2 separate regions of the Homo sapiens genome follow, and region 1 is linked to region 2. The links are chromatin loops, found by intact Hi-C in ENCODE. Cell type or tissue: IMR-90. All regions are shown on one strand. Each heading gives the region's core, and the rest is flanking DNA. Links, peaks and the distances in the headings are about the cores only.

The links. A loop is a pair of places that touch in the nucleus more often than their neighbours do. Peaks named below come from ENCODE experiments on the same cell type or tissue, not always from the same donor. Only the 100,000 strongest peaks of a DNase experiment are listed, where the experiment ranks them.
Region 1: it touches region 2 in a loop (2.2-fold over the local background); 1 of 110 quality-filtered maps calls a loop at or near these places.

What each region holds. Positions count from the first base shown.
Region 1 is chrX:45,008,632-45,014,216 of GRCh38, forward strand. KDM6A (lysine demethylase 6A) reads left to right here. Exons shown (of 30, transcript NM_001291415.2): 5 at 2,330-2,388. Among named protein-coding and RNA genes, the nearest start is that of KDM6A, 140 kb to the left of the region's middle. RefSeq lists an enhancer at 4,767-4,886. In IMR-90, for the core only: no CTCF peak of the experiment used is centred there; DNase peaks (open chromatin) are centred at 1,190 and 2,710.
Region 2 is chrX:44,912,546-44,918,130 of GRCh38, forward strand. The region is part of intron 2 of KDM6A (lysine demethylase 6A); the gene reads left to right. Among named protein-coding and RNA genes, the nearest start is that of KDM6A, 42 kb to the left of the region's middle. In IMR-90, for the core only: no CTCF peak of the experiment used is centred there; a DNase peak (open chromatin) is centred at 2,526; H3K4me3 peaks cover 533 bases.

The DNA.
Region 1 (5,585 bases), core at 414-5,413, 96 kb after region 2:
ATACTTCTTGAGAGCAGGGGAAGTATATTTTATTCAGATTGGTTTGTTTAACCCTTGAGAATTGTCCCTGGCACCAAGTAAATGCTCAGATTATTTCAGGGGATGGGATAGTAGATGAATGATCCTGATTAAAAACAGTTTCAACTAAATTTAAAATTAAAAAAAATTTAAACAGGAAATTTAAAAATGGATGTTGTCTGAGACCTTTGTGACTCCTGGAATTTGTGAATACTTCTGTAATATAATTTCCTCATTCGGAAAATTGGGGGTAATGAGGACTTAATAAAATGAAATTACCATATTTTTACATTTGACAATGTATTTAAGAAACTTAGTGTTTCTAGAAAGATACTTAGAATTCAAAGGAAATGCACAATATAATTTTAGGACAAACTTTAGCATTTTTAAAAAGCAAGAAAAGTCACTCAGCTTGTTACTGGAAAGGGGTCCTGATCCAAACCCCAGGTTGGATCTCACGCAAGAAAGAATTCGAGGATAATCCAGAGTAAAGTGAAAGCAAGTTTATTAAGAAAGTAAAGGAATATCTGCTCATCTGACAATACTTACAGTTATTTCTTGATTATATGCTAAACAAGGGGTGAATTATTCATTAGTTTTCCAGGAAAGCAGTGGGCAATTCCCAGAACTGAGGGTTCCTCACCTTTTTAGACCTTACAGAGTTCTGACGTTGTGATAGTGCTGCTAGGAGTGTCTTTTAGCATACTAATGCATTATAATTAGTGTATAATGAGCAGTGAGGACGACCAGAGGTCACTTTTGTTGCCATCTTGGTTTTGGTGGCTTTTGGCTGGCTTCTTTACTGCAACCTGTTTTTATCAGCAAGGTCTTTGTGACCTGTATCTTGTGCCAACCTCCAGTCTCATCCTGTGACTAAGAATGCCTAACCTCCTGGGAATGCAGCTCAGTAGGTCACAGTCTTACGTTACCCAGCCCCTATTCAAGATGGAGTTCTTCTGGTTCAAATGCCTCTGACAAGCTGTTTACATTTTGGGCTTTAAACATCATTGGTTCTTTTTCTCAACTAATGAATTACAGAAGTTGTAGTATAATTACCCTAGTTCCTTCATACTTAGGGCAAGATGACTCTGAGAAATGTTCCATACTGTCTCCCAGAGATCTCCAGCAGGCTTGAGTCCCAGTTGCCTAGAGTCATAATCAGCTCCATAATGCATCCTTTATTGGCATACTTTCCTTTCCTGACTCACTTCTTTACTTCATTAAAGGTATTTCCTCAGATACTTCTCAAATAAACTACTTGTACAAAAACCTTTATCTCACAGTCTTTCTTGGGAGATGCAACGCAGGCAGCATGACAAGCATTGTAATAATAGTTAAAATTTTGAAGTTTTAGAAATCAGAGACATTTGTAATTTGAAGCTTATAATTTCGAAGAAGAAATTTGTTCACACAGATCAGTATGAAAGCTTTACCTTCTTTTTTAATAGGGAAGATTTACTAAAATAGATTTGCTTGGTTATTGATAAAACATATACTGGGTACTCAAACATTTGCTGTTTTTGAAAATAAGGAGTAGGATCTGGGCATGGTGTCACATGCCTTTAGTCCCAGCTACTTGGGAGACTGAGGTGGGAGGATTGCTTGAGCCCAGGAGTTTGAGGCTGCAGTGAGCTGTGATCGCGTTGGGGTGACAGAGCGAGACCTTGTCTCTTTAAAAAAAAAAGAAAAAAAATCATGGAGTTATATAAATATAAATTATATAAATAGCTGGATCCTATTAGGAGTCCAGAGGTCAAAGTTAGTCAGGATAAGTGTTGACACATGTCTTGTTTCATACTGCAAAAGGAGTCAATGATATTTAAAGCACAAGATGTTAATGCCTAGGTGATGATTGGCATGATGCTATTTTTCTTAAATACTAAAATTTGTTTTAGGTTTATACTGTGCATTTCCTTTGAATTCTAACTACCTTCCTGGCAGTACTAAATATAAAATTAAATCCAATTCAAGAAACAAAAAGAACCAGAGGAAGAATGTAGATACAAGCAAGAGAGAATAGGATAACATAGGCTGAGCATTCTCTTATTCCTGAAGAATAGATTTTTAATTTTAGATTTGACCATAGAATTTCTGCTAGTAAATATTTTTATTTCAGGGCTGGAATACCTCTCTAAGTTGATTGGAATCTGTGCCATCTGATCACTGTTATTTTGGTGTTTTAAAAATATATTGTAATGCATGATAGAATTTTAGGACTTAAAACATCTTGGATACCGTATTTTACAATAATAACATCATATATGTTAGATACAAGTATTTTTCCTAAAAATCTTTTTCCCTTCCTTTACAGAATGCTGCCTTTTTATATGGTCTTGGTTTGGTCTACTTCCATTATAATGCATTTCAGTGGTAAGTTGACATAAAACCAGTAATTCAGTCATTTTCAGTAAATGGCTTGTTTGCTTGTTTTGTTTGTGCTTGATTTTTTGTGTGTGTGTGTAATAAATAGAAAATTTAGTGTCATTAAACCTACACTTTTCAGTAATCTTTTGAAATGATTAGATTGTTCCTTGAAGGGTGTTGGCTCACCTTAGATTTTTAGAGTTGTATGTTTTCCTGAAAGAATCTAGTATAAGATTCTGTTGAAGAAGGCTTAGATTAGAAAGCTTTTTGGAATTTCTTAGTCATTCATTATGGACTGGTGTTCCCCAAGTTATTTGAACTGGTGAATCACTGTGATCTCAGAAGTCAAGATATGTGGGTAAATGGTCTATGATGGCTAGTTTTCAGACTTCTAGACAAGATTGACCACTTCTCCCTTCCACATACCAGCTAGCACTTTCCAATATCCAGTAACTAGGCACCAACTCATAAACTCTCAGTTCTCTGTAGAATAGTACCACTTCAGAGTTGGAGATTAAATATAATAATAGTAATATATAAGATTTTCTAAACTGTAAAGTGAAGTACCCTGTAATATTATGGCCTTTGCCCCATTGTTGTTTTTCTGTTTACCAGACAATAGTATGCACTAATGGGGTAAAAAGGCATATAGTTTTAGTTGAAAGATTGGTATTGTTGTCACAGCATTGCCACTTAGTTTGATCTTGAATTAAATAACTTCTCTAGGTCTGTTTCCTCTTTAGTTTGTTTATTTATTTATTTATTTATTTTATTTATTTATTTATTTTTTGAGACAGGGTCTCACTCTGTTGCCCAGGCTGGAGTGCAGTGGCGAGATTGCAGCTTACTGCAGTCTCAATCTATTGTGTTCAAGCAGTCCTTCCACCTTAGCCTCCCAAGTAGCTGGGACCACAGGCACATGCCACCATGCCCAGAGAGTTTGTTTTTATTTGTAGAGATGGGGCCTCCCCCTATGTTGCCCAGTCTGGTCTTGAACTCCTGGCCTCAGGGCATGCTCCCACCTCAGCCTCCCAAAGTGCTGAGATTTACAGGCATGAGCCCCCACGCTGGCATCATCATTTGTTTAAAAAACAAAACTACATAGCAGTCACTTGCCTTTCCTATAGAGTTTTGATGATCAAGTGAGATACAGTACATTTTATAAAATGTCAACCCAATGTAGATTTTTTTTTTTTTTTTTTTTTTGGTCAGAGTCTCACTCTGTCGCCCAGGCTGGAGAGCAGTGGCACGATCTTGGCTCACTGCAACCTCCGCCTCCCGGGTTCAAGCGATTCTCCTGCCTCAGCCTCCCAAGTAGCTGGGATTACAGGCGCCCGCCACCATGCCTGGCTAATGTTTTTGTATTTTTAGTAGAGACGGAGTTTTACCATGTTGGCCAGGCTGGTGTCGAACTCCTGACCTCAAGTGATCCGCCCACCTCAGCCTCCCAAAATGCTAGGATTACAGGTGTGAGCCACCACACCTGGTGACATTTTTTATTTTTAGTGTATCTGACCTTTTCAGAGTCCCTTCTGTGCTCCAGAATTTTAAGCTCACGGGTGAGTTCTGTGGGAGTCCAAAGGAAGGTGATTGAGTGGCAAAATGTTACAACTCTGTCATATACCTATTGGGCACCCTGAATACTTATTACAGAGCATTTACATATGCATTGACAGTGATTTTATATGGTTTCCCTAAAGAGGAGGCTTTATACATGGATGGTTTTTCCTAGTATCCTTTTTCTTCCCTCTTAGCTTTTGGTCTTGTTGGCTTTTGATCATGTGTGGAAGCACTGCTTTGTTAGAGAATACCTGTGTGTATATAGTGTATTATAATGATTCAGATCACTGGTTTTCTTTGTAAATCTTAGGAAGGTATAATTGATTTTTATGAAGAAGCTTTGTAATTTTATTCTCTATTAAATTATCCTAAATAAAGCCTCCTAACTTCATGTTCAGTGTATTGTATTTAAAACCAAAGATAGATTAGGACTGTTTTAAAATCTTTCAGTTTCTTTAATAGCCTACTTATAGAATTCAAATTCTAAACTTCTAGAATTAGAAGTAGTCTTAGAGATAATTTAGTTTTTCCCCCTTAATTTTGTAGATGGAGAAAGCAAGGGGGTGTGTGTGTGTGTTAGTCAGTATTACATAACTGTTGAGTGGCAGAAGCAAGCTTATGCTCATAGTCTCCAATCAAATATTTTATTGTACTCTGTCCCCAGGTTTTAAGATTGAGAGGTGGTTATTATTTAATCAGTATTTGTCATTGTTCACTTGAGCACATTGATATAATCTTTATGGCCAACTAGAAATAATTTAGGTGACACCTGAGGGGAGGAACTCTTCTGTTCTACCTCATACCAGCCAGTTTTCGCATACCTATGGCAATTTGTAAGCCTCTCTGTGTACTGGGGTTAAGAACATAAAATTAGTAATGAGGTGAACCTGTCAATAGTTCAAATGTTGATTGCTTTAATAAGCATGTGGCCATGTTAAGTTAGCAGGCTTGTAGCTGTGATTCCTTATCTACATATGATTTCTATATTTTTCAGTTGACCTAAGAAATGAAACTGAATGATATAAGGACAATGCAATGTCTACATTAATAAGTGCCCCCTGCTCTGTTGATCCTGTTCTGGTTACCATCATTTTCTCATGTCTTGAGTTTCAATTCTTATAGCTGCTTCCTAAAATGATACATCTCACACCCTATCTTATGAATTCACTCTGGCTGTGTTTTTCTCTTGCTAATCAAATGTTCTTTCACAAATTTGCCTCACATTTTTGCTTTAACTTGATATTTCTTTAACAGCTATAAAATTAGAAAGTATGGGGTAGGTGCTTGGTGATAGTTTTAGAGTACAGCCTTAATTGATTGGAGCTTATTTAGGTTAAAACTACTTTTGTGTTTTATTTGTAGATACTTGCTGATTACTGGGATCAGGAATGTTTTAGTTACATGTCAGGTTCTTTGGGATCTATTGAGAAATGTTTCTGGGGATGAGTATGGGTTCTTGTTTTGTATTGTCAGCATGAAGAATCTGCCTATGATGTTTCAGAGTGTTGTATCTCTGGTACATTTATAATTTAAGTAAAATTTGGTATTTGCTAATTGTGTCTGTTGGCATTTGTTGAGGTTAAGCATTTTATGATAATGTGTGTGACCAACGTGTGTCTGAGTTGGTGACTTAAAATATTGAG
Region 2 (5,585 bases), core at 340-5,339:
TTCAGAGTGCCAAGGTAATCTCTGTTCATTTGGATTATCATGAATTGCATATCATTGGAATCTAAATTAATGACCTACTGAACAGAGAGGGTTGAGCAAGACATTTGTGGAAAGGACTGTTGAGAAGAATATTTATATTAGGTCCAAAGGCCCTCAGTGAACCTGAGAGAGAATCAGCTTATTTTCCTTTTAAAATAGGTACTAAAATTTCAGAGCAGTTGTCTTTCCTAATAGCTTCGTCTACTTCTGATTGTCACACACTCTCTCTGCACTCCTGCATATTGATTATTATATTGTAACATTTTTACCATCTACCTGGAGGTGAATTAATACATGATTGTGCTAAGAATAAATATACCATGTGTTATACTCAAAGTTTGCAATGTTATCTGCCCTCATTGCTTTTAAGTAAGCCTTTTAATGCTCTAGGCCTTACTTTCCTCATCTGTAAAATAAGGATAATAGTACAGTTGATCTTTGGATAACAAGGGTTTGAACTGCGTGGGCCCACTTACATACGGATTTTCTTCCACACATGCTACCCCTGTAAACAGGAAGAGTAACTTCTCTTTCTGCTCCTCCTCCTCTTCAAAATGGAGATGACGATGATGAAGACCTTTATGGTGATCCACTTCCACTTAAGAATAGAAAATGTATTTTATGTTGCTTATGATTTTCTTAATAATATTTTCTTTTCTCTAGCTTATTGTAAGAATACAGTATATAATACATATACCAAATATGTGTTAACTGTTTTTTTTTTTTTTTTGAGACGGAGTTTTGCTGTTTGTTGCCCAGGCTGGAGTGCAGTGGTGTGATCTTGGCTCACTGCGACCTCCGCCTCCTGGGTTCGAGCGATTCTCCTGTCTCAGCCTCCCGAGTAAATGAGATTACAGGCACTCGCCACCACGTCTGGCTAATTTTTTGTATTTTTTTTTGTAGAGACTGGGTTTCACCATGTTGGCCAGGCTGGTCTCGAACTCCTGACCTCAGGTGATCTGCCCGTCTTGGCCTCCCAAAGTGCTGGGATTACAGACATGAGCCACCATGCCCGGCTGTGTTAACTGTTTATATTATTGGTAAGACTTCTGGTCAACAGTAGGCTATTAGTAGTGTGAGAAATGGGAAAGTTCTTCAAAGACTATAAAAAGTCACAATTTCTTACTATAAGATTGCTATCCACTATTTGTGTGTGTGCGTATATATATATATATGTATACGCACACACACATATATTCCATATCAGCTGTCCTAGCTTGCTCCAGCATGCCTGGGCAGAACTAGACAAGTCCCAGCCCATAGTGCATGCCATTCCTTATTTGAAGATGCGTCCTTAACTATCCCTGGACAACTTCCTTTTCTTTCTTTCTTCTGTTCCCCTTACCCAATTAAAAAAGTTTTAAACCAGTAGCCAATTGGGTAAAGTGTAAAATGTGAGATCCTATTTCAGCCAATGGAAACTGGACACAGCAGTAGGATCGATGTGTCAGGTTATAAATAACCCTGTCTCCTTTGTTTGGTGTGCTCTCCTGGCTGGACAGCTTATTTAGTAGCACCCTTTCTGCAGAAAGTAAAGCTCGCCTTTCTGAGAGATCATTTGTTCCCGCATTAATTCTTTTTTTGTGACACCAAAAACTTTATTCCCAACACTAGTTATGTTTTGGGGGAGTCAAAAGTTACATGTGAATTTTCAGCTGTGCTGGGGGGGTCAGCACGCCTATCTGCCTCGTTATTTAAGGGTCATTTGTACTTACCTCATAGGTTTCTGTGAATTAAATGAGCTAAGGCATGTAAAGTGCACCGTACTTAGCAGTGAGTAAATGTTGTTAATAATTAACAATTCTGATAATCTACTTGGTGAACAAGAATAGGATATGTTAGAATGATGTCTCATATATGTTAATGCAGAAGTTTTTTATGTCTCAGATAAGTTTTTTAGGTAGATAAAGGAAATGAAGGAAATGATTCCAGGAAGAGCACTGTGTCAGGAGTGAATCATAAGAAAGATGTTACTATTAGGTTGTGGATTCTAGGTATTCTTTGGGATGTTTCTTTTTCATATGTTCCCTGACCCTATCCCTAGACTTTGCCACTTACCAGCTGTGAGACTGTGGATAGGCTAAACTACTCATCAAAGTACCAGTTTTTGTAAGTTATTTACTTTTGGAAAAGAACCAGATGTAATTCAAAGTTTTCTCTGTAATACCACCCTTCTTATTTACATCTAGTATACTTTCTTGAGTGGTTGGACAAAGTGGGTGGCATTAGCAAAGCTAGCTTGGAACTGAGCATAATACTGGATACTCTTGTGAGAGTATGTCTGAAGTGAGAGCATTCTGTGGCCAAAAAGTCATACAGCCACTGTCTTACACTATTTTCTTGGGTTAATTTTTGACCCATAGTGGTAAACCTAGTTATGAGTCTGTCCTGCTACATTTACATTCTGTGTTGATAGAAACATTTGGAGCTGGCTAGGCTTTTCTAGAATCTAGACAACTGCTTTAGTCAGTTGTACATTGTGGATGTTTCCTAAGCATTGACCCTAGCTCCAAGGTTTTTTTCTTGCCATTAGTCATCTGCTTAGTATGAAAATTCTGTGAGCGGTGATAATACGGTGAATATGTAGAAAAATGGCTATTTATTTTAACCTTTTTTAATGTTGCTGGTCATAAGTTTATGTTGCTACTTCTTTTTAAATGAACAAGAACAGAAAGGGCACAAACTTTAGTTTTGGAAAATGTAGGTATTGTAGCTAAAAATGACATCCCTCTGTTCCAATGCTGGAAAAAGTGACATTTCTCCTTTTCTGAGACCTAGCCCAATTTATTGCTTGTGTTCATCACCCTCTGGTATTGTACACCAGTGGCTGGCCTTGGATCTGTATTCTCCCTGTTGGAGATAAGAAATATCTGCTGTCATGAAAAAACCTTTTATCGTAGAAGAGCGGTATAGCTAATCTGCTTTGTAATAGAGTAGTGTACGCTCTTATCCACGGTTTCACTTTGTGTGGTTTCAGTTGACCTGTGGTTAACTGCAGTCAGAAAATATTAAATGGAAAGTTCCAGAAACTCCTAAGTTTTAGATTGCACCCTTTTCCGAGTAGCATGATGAAATCTCGCACTGTCCTGCCTAGGAGGTGAATTATCCCTTTGTCCAGCTTATCTACACTGTTTACACTGCCCACTGTTAGTCCACTTAGTAGCCGTCTGAGTTATCAGATTGACCGTGGTGGTATCAAAGTGCTTGTGTTCAAGTAACCCTTATTTGACTTGATAATGACCCCAAAACACAAGAGAAGTGATGCTGTCAATTTGGATATGACAAAGATAAGCCATGAAGTGCTTCCTTTTAATGAACAGGAGAAAGTACTTAATAAGGAAAGAAAAAAATCATATACTGAAGTTCATCACAAGAAGAACGGTGAGTACAGTGCAATACAATATTTAGAGAGAAAGACCACATTGACATAACTTTTATCGTAATTTATTGTTATAATCGTTCTATTTTATTAGTTATTGTTAATCTATTGTGCCTAGTTTATAAGTTAAATGTTATAGGCATGTATGTATAGGAAAAAACATAATATATATAGGGTTCTGTACTATCTAAGGCTTTAGGCATTCACTGGGGTCTTGGAACATTTCCTCTGTGAATAAGGGGGACTACTGTATTTTTTGATGCCCTTTTTCCCATAAAGGACTGGGGCATCTTTCATAAACATATACTTAATGTTCATTGTTGACCAAGCAGGCTAGAAATAGTAAGTAGTCTTCTGTGGGGAGGAATACTTGTGCCCTTATGACTATATTCTGTCAAAAGGATAGATTTCATAGTAATGTTTGAGGGAAGAAAGAAAGGAAGGAAGGAAAGAAGGATCTGTAGCAATTTACTTATCAACACTGAACTTTTTGAATTAAATTTTCCCCCTATGCTTTGGCTGCCTTTACTGTTTAAAAGAGGAAAGAATGAGAAAGTTAAAGAAAAATGCAACTTTTTTCTTGCTAATGTGTGTTTCCTTAGACTGCCCATCCCTCACTGCTATATACTTTAGTAGTATACCATATTTTCTCTGTAGTGTCATGCATTTTTCTATTTTTTAAAAAATTATTTTTTTTATTTAGAGACCGGGTCTCACTGTCACCTAGGCTGGAGTGCAGTGGCGTGATCATGGCTCACTGCAGGCTCGACCTCCTAGGCTCAAGCAATCCTCCCACCTCAGCCTTCCTAGTAGCTGAGACTACAGGTGCACACTACAACACCTGACTAATTTTAAAATTTTTTGTAGGGACAGGGTCCCACTGTGTTGCCCAGGCTGATCTTGAACTCTTGGGCACAAGCGATCCTCCTGCCTCAGCCTCCCCAAAGTGTTGGGATTACAGGCTCATGAGCTATGGTGCCCAGCCCATCTTACCATTTTAAAATTTTGTCTTTCCTGCATGATTGCTATTTCTGTGATGACACGGTCTGTCTATATACTCACTTTTTTTTTTTTTTTAATTTAAGTAGAGTTGCGCTCTGTTGCCAGGCTAGAGTGCTGTGGCCCGATCTTGGCTCACTGCAACCTCCACCTCCCAGGTTCAAGCGATTCTCCTGCCTCAGCCTCCCTAGTAGCTGGAATTAACAGGCACGTGCCACCATCCCCGGCTAATATTTGTATTTTTAGTAGAGATAGGGTTTCACCATGTTTGCCAGGCTGGTCTCGAACTCTTGACCTCAAGTGATCTGCCTGCCTTGGCCTCCCAAAGTGCTGGGATTACAAGGGTGAGCCACGGAGCCCAGCCATATTTTCTTGATCATATTTGTGATAGCACAGTAGAATTGTCTCTTTAAGTGTCCCCACCCCTCAACACACACATACCTTGAGAGAGCATGAATCTTTTATCCCTTTATTTCCTCAGTTTGTTGTAATAACAGATGTGTTATATCTGTGTAGTAAATGTTCAAACGTAGGTTAAATTCTTTTTCATTTAAAAATGATGACAAGATTGTTACATTTTGGTCTTTTTCTGATGTGAGCTGTTTATATGAGTTGACCTTTTCTGTCCAGAAGGAATAGAAAACATACTGGCAATGTGGGTAGGTTTTATTCCTCCTGCGCTTCCTTATATGAGATAGGCAGAAGAAATAGTATAGTATTCTTATTTTACATATGAGGAAACAAAGGTTCAGAGTGTTTTAAGTGGCTTTACTAAGATCTCACAGTTACCAGATGGTGGAGCTGGAACTTAAACCAAGGTTTGTTAAGTTTTATTTTTAATCTGAGTTTTAAGGCTGTTATTGGGGTTTTATTTTTAATCTGAGTTTTAAAGCTTTTAGTTTAGTTAATAATGTCTAGTTAAGCAAAAGTATCGCATTCTTGCAATTCTTAAAATTAAGTTTGTCTTTAAAATTACATGTAAAGTTACATTTAAAGTTAAAGATATTAAAGTGTGAAACCTAAAGCACAACTGGACATATTCTTGAGTGAATGTAATGGCTTTTCTTTGTGACTTTACAGTGTCTTATACCAAGGGAAAGGTAATGGTAAAAAGATTTCTTCCAGAAACTGTGTTGGCTTGTTCAAACATCTCTGAATAAATTCCTTA